3 separate regions of the Homo sapiens genome follow, and regions 1 and 2 are each linked to region 3. A link is a contact called in ENCODE Hi-C or POLR2A ChIA-PET data. All regions are on one chromosome and are shown on one strand. The core of a region is the stretch at or near the end of the contact, and the rest is flanking DNA. Distances in the headings are between cores, read along the strand shown. Region 1 overlaps LOC100132078 (a long non-coding RNA gene). Region 2 holds the start of POU2AF1 (POU class 2 homeobox associating factor 1). Region 3 overlaps DLAT (dihydrolipoamide S-acetyltransferase).

Region 1 (2,700 bases), core at 160-2,659, 640 kb after region 3:
CTCAGTGTCTCTCTTTCTCTCTCTAGCCTGGTCTCTGGGACCTAGGTCAGGAGGGCATGATGCTTTCAAATAGAAGAAGAAATCTCCAATTCTTTTGCCCTCTGTCTTTGCAAGCCCTATCTTTTATATTCACTTCCTCTGACTTCTCAGTAAACATTGGTTTGAAAGTGAATGGTATTATCAGCTGCCAGTTTACAATATAAGGGGGTCTGTAGAGGAATGAAGGAGAAGCAGCTTTGGAGGAGGGAAAAGTGATCAAAATTAGGTTTCCGTCCTTTTGGGTTGCAGGGGAGGCGGGGGTCACTGGTAACAGTAAGCCAATAACAGGGCTTTGCAGAGCAGGACTAATTCTGTGTTCTGCACTGGGTGAGGCAGGTGCAGTTGCCACCTGGGCTTCGATCTGGGTCCCAGAGGAGTTAGTTCATATCTTGGGGCCATCTTGCAACTGCAATCCCATTTTGAAGCCAGGTAGCAGAGTTTGTGCTCATAGTCATTTATTCTTTTTAACTGTTTCTGTCTTTTATTCTCCTTCTGTGTTTTCCAGAGCAGTCTTCTTCCCTCTCCCCAGCCTCCCCAAAGACCTGCAAATTTTGTTTTCTGTTAAGTGCTCATCTCCCCCGACCCCCCTACAGCTGGGGAAGGTGTTGGTATCTCCAGCGACTTCAGGCTTCAAGTTTCCTTCTAGGAGGTACAAGTTGGCTGCCCATGCAAATCAGTTTTGCCTGGGGATCTTGGGAGAAGAAAGGGAAGCTCAGAGGAGGCACTGATCTTGCCCTGTGTTTTAGGGAAGCTGCTTTCGCTGCTGCTTTCAAGTGACCCGGATCTCATTAAACATACTGATGTGGGGTGTGCTTCTGAGAAGGTGCCTGAGAAATGAACTTGGCTTGCTTGTTGCCTTTGAGGGTCTGTGGGAGAGAATCATAAGCCTGTCCAGATCTTATCTTCTCAGGAAGGGGCAGGAAAACAACACAGCAAAACAGCTGCCCGGACGAGAACACCATCTAGTGTCTTCACACAACACACCCACATTTGGTGGTTTCTGTTTCCCATGAAGATGAAAGAGGAGGGGAGAGGCGTGTCAGGGATTCCCTGAGCCCTGATAGGAGGGTTCAACTGGGCGAGGAAGGGACCATCAGGCCAACCCATGTAGGTGGACCCACTCAGCTCTCAGGACTCATCTCCTCCACCTGGACCGCTCTCCCTGGTGGGGCATTGAGGGACTGAGGGCTCTGGTTTTGTTCTCTAGAAGAGGTGATCCATCATTAAAAATCTATTAAACATGCACTCTGTGTCCACCTTGTACTCTGTGGAAGCCAATTAGATACAAGACCATCCTGGCCCATGTGCAACTTCATTAAACCAATCACCAATAAAGGAAAAATTAAGTAACATGTAACACACGTGCTCAAATCACACACATGAGCAGTTAGGTGGTACATGACTAATTGGCAAATGAAAGACACATTCACTCTCAGTTTGCTCCTACACTGACATTTCGCTGAATGAACGGAACAGTCAGAAGGGTAACACACCACTGCAGCTAGCTGAGGTGGGGGCGGGAAGGGGAGGGTCTTAGATAGGGCAGCGTGGCCTGGCTGGAGCTACGCCAGTTGTAATATGAAGGACTTGTTTTCTGGATGGATTCAGGGCCAAATTTGCCATGTTCCCGGAAGGCTCTGGTTGTACCTTCTTGGAAGACATCCATCCTACCTGCTCTCATCTGTCCCCTTCTCTTCGATCAGAACCTACTGCTGAGCCTTCCTCCATTGCTTGCTGTAACACACTCTGATATAGGTCCCCTGCTTCTACCCTTCAGAATGATGCCAGCAGCAGCTTGTCTGCTATTGCCTTGGCCAGGATAAATTCTAACTGAAATGCCAATAGAAATGAATTGAATGGAATGGAAGGTAATTGGTTTGGGCAAGTCTCAGCTCTGTTTCTCACTAGGTATGACTGTAAGCCTCAATTTCCTCATCTGTAAAATGAGTACAAAAAGGATATCTTTATTGTATGATTGTTATGAGGATCCCAGGAGATAATGAATGTGAGGGCACCTATCACAGCACTGGGTGTGTGTTCAGAGTCTACTGCTATGTGGGCATTCACCAAGGCCCATGCCAAAGCAGTGCTTCTCAAACCGGCGTGTGCATTCCGATCACCTGAGGAGCTTGTGAAACATGTGGATTCTGATTCAGTGGAACTGGATGGGGCCTGAAATTCTATATTTCTAGTAAGTTCCTGAGCTGGTTCAAGGACCACACTTTAAGTAGCAAGGTATAAAAGGACTTTGTGATCGGAATTCTGCATTTCCATGACTCACTCGAGTGCTGACCCTCCCCTGCATTGATGGTTTACGCTGACTCTTGCCTTCTCTGTGTTTGGAACCTTTTCCACCTCCTTCTAGTCTCTATCTCACTCCACCTCTGTTGCTGGCCTTTTTGGCACCTCAATCTACTTACCCCAGTGGCCTCTGACTCTGCACTTCTCTCCGACTCTGCCTTCTAGAGTGGCATTGCTCACACCGACCACCCGTCTTTAATGCTTCTGGTCTAGTGTCACAAGACTCTCTTAAAATTTGCCTGAGGTAACCTTTGGATAAAGCCCAACCCATTTTCCTTCTCCCCTGGGCTTCCAGGAAGCTTACAATGAAGTTTTGTGTTGAGTTATAACATTCTCTCCCCAAGTTTTATGATAAAATTA
Region 2 (2,735 bases), core at 189-2,688, 670 kb after region 3:
CAAATCAGCAACCGATTAGAGACAGTAATTCATAACTTTATCAGATGAATTTTTATTGGGGGTCACTATGCTCCAGGTCTTGTGTGGGGCACTGGAGAGGCAAAGATGAAACCTCCTTGAGAAACTGTCAGAGTCATGTGACAATTCACCATCACATAATGAACAAAGTGCTCTAAGATCTGAGAAGACGAACAAGTATTCTCTGGGCTGGGGGTTTGTCCTTCCGGCAAGAGAGGACGGCAAGGTCAAAGGCAGGGAATTGCATGGGTGTTTGGTGGTGCTTAGAGGGCACTGGGACCAGTGGTAGGAGGGCAGTTGGTGGTGAGGCTGGAAAGGAAGGCAACGGCTCGATTGTGGGAGGCCTTCTAGGCCTCCAGCTCTGTGGCTGAAGGGAGAAGGTGAATGCTTTGTAGGCTAGGGGATAGCATGATCAGGTCTAGGTGGTGCAAGATGGCTCTGAGGCAGTATGGATGGCAGAGCAGCAAGGCCCCACACCTGCTCTAGGGGGTGTGCCAAGGGGTCTTGACCCCAAACTGACTGAGTCCCTGGAGCCTGAGCATGTGGACCTCAGATATGCAGTGGCAGAAGGCTTCCAAACTGTGAAGGAACCGGTAGCCAACACCATCTACACTTCCAGATGGTGAGCCCATGACTTACTTAAAGAAGCTTCCTGTTATCAGTGGGTGGGCACTCGCAAAGAGGCTCTGTTCATCTTGTGCCTACAAGCCCAGATCCAGTCAAAGAGCACGGGCATGTTCTCCTTCCTTCCTTGAGGGTTGGCCTCTTTTTCCGTGGGCATAGCCGACATCAGAGCCAGCGCCCCCATATTTCAGCATGATTAAGCCTTGCCATTTTGGGGGTGGCTGGGGGCGAGGGGAGGGGCTACTGTGTTTCAAAATGGAATAAACAGAAAAGCAATATTGAAAGAATGAGGAGGTTGTTTACTGAGGCTTGAAGAGATGACAGGTGTTTCCTCCCAGTTGAGAACCAGTGACCCCTGGGAATCGCATTTCCCGCTGAGCAGGCGCCCATGGCGGGCTGAGTCCTGCCCATGCCCTGGTGGCCTGGAAGCCTGCATGGGCGCCGTGCAAAGATCAACGTTTTCCAGAGGAGCTTTTGGGCTCATCACTGGCCTGGGGAGGGCTTGACACGGGGTTCCCACAGCTTGCCCCACACCACCTTCACACCCACACACAGCAGGTCCCCGCGGGGCCGGTGCAGGCTGTGGCTGCCCGCGCTGCGCTGTTGCTCTGTCCCAGCTGGCTAGCTCCGAGTGTGGAGCGCTCTGGGCCGGGGCCGCTGGGGCGCGCACAGTGGGGTGACAGGCGGCCTGGCTGCAGAAACGTTGCACCGGTGCCTGAGGTGGGAGGATGTGATGACGCGGCCCACGCAGCGGGAACCCAGGCCTTTAAAAAGCCCAGGAAACAGCCTCAGCTCAAGCGGTGGCTCCACTGGAGGAAAACACACCCCGGTCTCACATTAAAGAAGCCAAACTGTCGGCTTCAAAGAGAAAAGGCAACATCCTGTCACAGGCCATGCTCTGGCAAAAACGTAAGTGGTTTGGCTGTGGCTGTCAGACCCAAGCGAGTGCCAGCGGGGCAGGGCGATCACAGCTTGGTCTGGAATTGGGGAGCTGGTGGTGGAGGTGATGGGGCCACGGGGGGAGGGGGTCTGGGTTCCAAGCCCCGGAGCAGGGAGGGGGGAGGTGGGCGGGATGGAGCCTGGTGGAGAAACCAGCCTGTCAGAGGTGATGCTGATTTTCCAGGCTGGAGGGGAACGAACTAGTGTTCCAAGGTGGGACGGCTCAGGGTACCTCCGCTTCTGTGCATGAATCACTGTGGTGAAGAAAGGGCAGTTTATGATTCACACAACAAAAGCCAGATGTGGGATGGGTTTGGGGTTGGGAGGGAAAAGCCATGCAGTTCTTTACAGGAGGGGCTTTATTTCCATAAGCAGTGGCTCTTCAGCCTTCTGTTGAATTCCCTGGGCCTGTTTCTAGCTGAGTGACTTAGCTTTCTGCCAGGTGTGACTTGTCCCTGTGGATACCCTGGGAGGAGTGGAGATCTGGCTCGGTGAAGCGTGTCCTCACTTGCTCCACTGTCTTGCCTTTCGTCATTCTTTTTCCCCTTCTGTGACAAGGCTTGTCCATCCCACTGCAAAGGATGCAGTGGGTTTATCTTTGGCCTTGATTTTTATCCCCGGAGTTGGATGAAACAATTGTGAACTTTATTTTCCTTTATGTGGACCAAACAGCGACTTACCTTACTAATAACTGAAATAATACAGATTATTTACAACATTCTTTTCACGAGGTAAACAGCGTCAACTCATCAGCTTCTGAGAGTTGAACCTTATTGGGGCTAGTTCTATACTTCCTCAAGCAAGAAGAATGACCAAAAATTGCTCTGTCTTTCTCTTAAAGATTCTTGGTTCCTTAAAATTCGTTTTAATTAATTTTAGTATGCTGTGCCTCAAGCAAGCTTAATATAAGAGAATCTAGATTTACAGAAGAAGATATATTAGGGAATGTTTTTATTTTATGGAAAGATACTTGATTGGATCCACTAAAGTTCGGAAAATATAACTTCATTGATTAAAATGTGACACTGTCATCACCAATTTATTGTTTGCTTTATGTCTTATGTAAATTTCTCTGGAATTAAGCTGATTAACCAGTAACACAGAAGAGTGATTTCAAAATTTCTCAGGTTGTGAAGACCCACCATTGTTTGATA
Region 3 (2,722 bases), core at 18-2,517:
TTCCTTTCAGAATAAGAATAACATAGAAGCATCTACACAGCAAGAAACGAATAGGCTTAGGAGTCAGAATCTTGGTTCTAATCACAGTCCTAACACTAATTTATTAACTCAGGGCAAGTTACTTAACTCACGGAGTCTGTTTCTTTATCTAGAAATGGAAGTGAAAGCACTTAAATCATAAGATAGTCATGAGAATTGAATGAGATAAAAGAGACACACTGAGTACCATACTACTCTATACCATTGTATTATTAACAATTACTGTTCTAATTTTGCCCGTAAAGTTCAGGAGAATGAAAATCATCTGTTTAACCCTGCTTTGTGACAGTCATTATCAACTTAATTACACATATTTGTTCACTAATCTCCCTTTGCTGAACTCATACAAAGAATCTATAGCCTTTACTAGCTAAATCCAGCAATATCGCAGGCTGGACACTGTGGCTCACACCTGAAATCCCAGAACTTTGGGAGGCCGAGGCTGTAGAATTGCTTGAGCCCAAGAGTTCAAGACCAGCCTGGACAACAGAGCAAGACCCTATCTCTTTAAAAAATAAATCAACAACAACAACAAAAACAAAAACAAAAACAAGGTTGAAAATTGGGGCCAGTAAGAAAAAAAAGTAAAAAGCAGTAACTCATAAACATTTTTGTGTTGTTTTCAAGTTGTTTGACCTATGTAAGTCATCTGCCTCTCTGTATTCCATTTCTCCTTATCCCCTCAACTCCACTCACACATTAAATAATACAAGAAAACTACCGATGGATATATATCTTCCCCAGTTATACTTACTGTCTTATAACTGTGTCCATCCAAGAAGAATTTGCTTCGGGAACTTTTAAACATGCCAAAGCTGAAGCTTTTATGATGAAGTCATTGACAGAAATTTTGCTTCTCCCTTCTAATATCTGGAAAGACAAGAAGAACTGTAGTTTCTTCTTTTTTAATTTTAATTTTAATTTTAAGTTTCAGGGTGCATGTGCAGAATGTCCAGGTTTATTATATAGGTAAACATGTGCCATGGTGGTTTGCTGCACCTGTCAACCCATCACCCAGGTATTAGGCCTCACATGCATCAGCTATTTTTCCTAATGCTTTCCCTCCCCGGACAACTGTAGTTTCTAAATTCTCTCACCAAAGAGTAAAACTGTATAATCGTGAGAAAAGGAGGAAGAGAAAGAGAATATACAAATATCCTGAGGTGGAAAGAAAGAAATGAAACCAAACATTGGTTCTTTCATCTTTTTAAATGCGGACTCTTACAGCTGTTTCCTGCTAAGCACTGCTTTAGCATAATCCCATAAGTTACAGTATGTTATGTCATCATTTTCATTCATCTCAACAATAACAAAATTTGGTTCTTTGAAAAGATCAATCAAATGACAACCACAATGATAAATGTTTAGTTAGACTGACCAAGAAGAGGAGAGAAGACTAGAATTTCTAAAATTAGGAGTGAAATAGGGGACATTACTATCTACCTTACAGAAGTAAAAAGAATTATAGGGAATACTATGAACAACCATACAGACACAAGCTACCAAAACTGAACCAAGGAGAAACAAAAACTCTGAATAGACCTATAACTAACAAAGAGATTGAACTGGTAATTTAAAAACTACCCATGTAGAAAAGCTTAGACCCAAATGGCTTCGTCAGTATTCTACCAAATATTAAAGAAGAATTAATATCAATTCCTCACAAATTCTTTCAAAGAAAAATCAAAGAAGAGCAAGAAACACTTCCCCACACATTCTGTAAGGCCGGGATTAGCCTGATACCAAAACCAAAGACGACATTAGAAGAAAAAAAAAAAAAAGTACACACTAATATCTTATGAATATAGATGTAAAAATCTTCAACAAAACGCTAGCAAATAAAATCCAGCAATATATAAAAAGGATCATTCACCATGATCAAATCTGATTTATCCCAAGAATGCAAATTTCCATTAACATCTGAAAATCCATTAATGTAATAATGTCCTAACAGAATACAGGACAAAAAACACATAATCATCTCAACAGACACAGAAAGAGCATTTGATAAAATTCAATACCCCTTTTCATGATCAAAACACTCTTACTAACTGGGAACAGGAGGGAACTTGCTCAACCTGATCTATGGAAACCTCACAACTATTTAATGACCAAAGACTTATTCTCCCAAAGATCGAGAACAAGACAAGATGTTCACTTCTGCTACACCTATTCAACATTGCCTAGAGGCGCCAGCCAGAGCAATTAGGCAAGAAAGGAAATAAAAGGCATACAGGTCAAAATGAAAAAAGTAAAATTATCTCTATTTGCAGATAACATTATCTTGTTTACAGAAAAACCTAAGAAATACACTAAAAAACTGTAAGAACTAATAAATGACTTCAGCAAGTTTGCAGGATACAAGGTCAATATAGATCCCATTTCAGCAGGTATATGAAAAAAAAGATCAATATAGAAAAATGAATTGTTATCTCAATTGATTGCTCAGAGTCCATTATAAATCTAACTTCTTTTCTACTCTTCCGCCCTTCTCACTAGTATACCTGACTAGTCTTAAAAAAAAAAAAAAATCAATCATACCTTTATATAGTAGCAATGAACAATCTGAAAATGAAATCTAGAAAACAATTCCACTTAGAGTAGTATCAAAAAGAATAAAATACCTAGAAATAAGTTTAACAAATGCAAATTTAGAGTGCAAAACTTACACTCTGAAAAACTA

Evidence for each region. A loop is a pair of places that touch in the nucleus more often than their neighbours do. ChIA-PET counts read pairs that join two places held with the same protein, here RNA polymerase II (POLR2A). Pooled maps may share reads with other maps.
Region 1: a map with no recorded cell type shows a loop between it and region 3 (2.4-fold over the local background). The contact joins two enhancer-like sites. A Hi-C loop is called at or near these places in 1 of 37 single-sample maps with no recorded cell type and 2 of 50 pooled maps. POLR2A ChIA-PET finds 5 or more read pairs at or near these places in 1 of 52 experiments (H1).
Region 2: a loop to region 3 is called in a map with no recorded cell type, with 2.7 times the contacts of the local background. The contact joins the promoter of POU2AF1 here to the enhancer-like site in region 3. A Hi-C loop is called at or near these places in 2 of 37 single-sample maps with no recorded cell type and 1 of 50 pooled maps.

What each region holds. Positions count from the first base shown.
Region 1 is chr11:111,412,826-111,415,525 of GRCh38, reverse strand. LOC100132078 (a long non-coding RNA gene) reads left to right here. Exons shown (of 4, transcript NR_046085.1): 3 at 545-688; 4 at 786-1,284. It also overlaps a transcript of BTG4 not described here. Among named protein-coding and RNA genes, the nearest start is that of POU2AF1, 35 kb to the right of the region's middle. RefSeq lists an enhancer at 915-1,254. Within about 2 kb of position 1,409, at least 4 of the 41 ENCODE cell types and tissues checked have a DNase peak (open chromatin) inside an H3K27ac peak, as active enhancers do.
Region 2 is chr11:111,377,978-111,380,712 of GRCh38, reverse strand. It overlaps POU2AF1 (POU class 2 homeobox associating factor 1), which reads left to right and starts at 1,438. Exons shown (of 5, transcript NM_006235.3): 1 at 1,438-1,551. The coding sequence starts at 1,536. RefSeq lists enhancers at 282-501, 722-811, 1,462-1,511.
Region 3 is chr11:112,049,421-112,052,142 of GRCh38, reverse strand. It overlaps DLAT (dihydrolipoamide S-acetyltransferase), which reads right to left. Exons shown (of 14, transcript NM_001931.5): 11 at 794-909. Among named protein-coding and RNA genes, the nearest start is that of PIH1D2, 23 kb to the left of the region's middle. Within about 2 kb of position 1,267, at least 4 of the 41 ENCODE cell types and tissues checked have a DNase peak (open chromatin) inside an H3K27ac peak, as active enhancers do.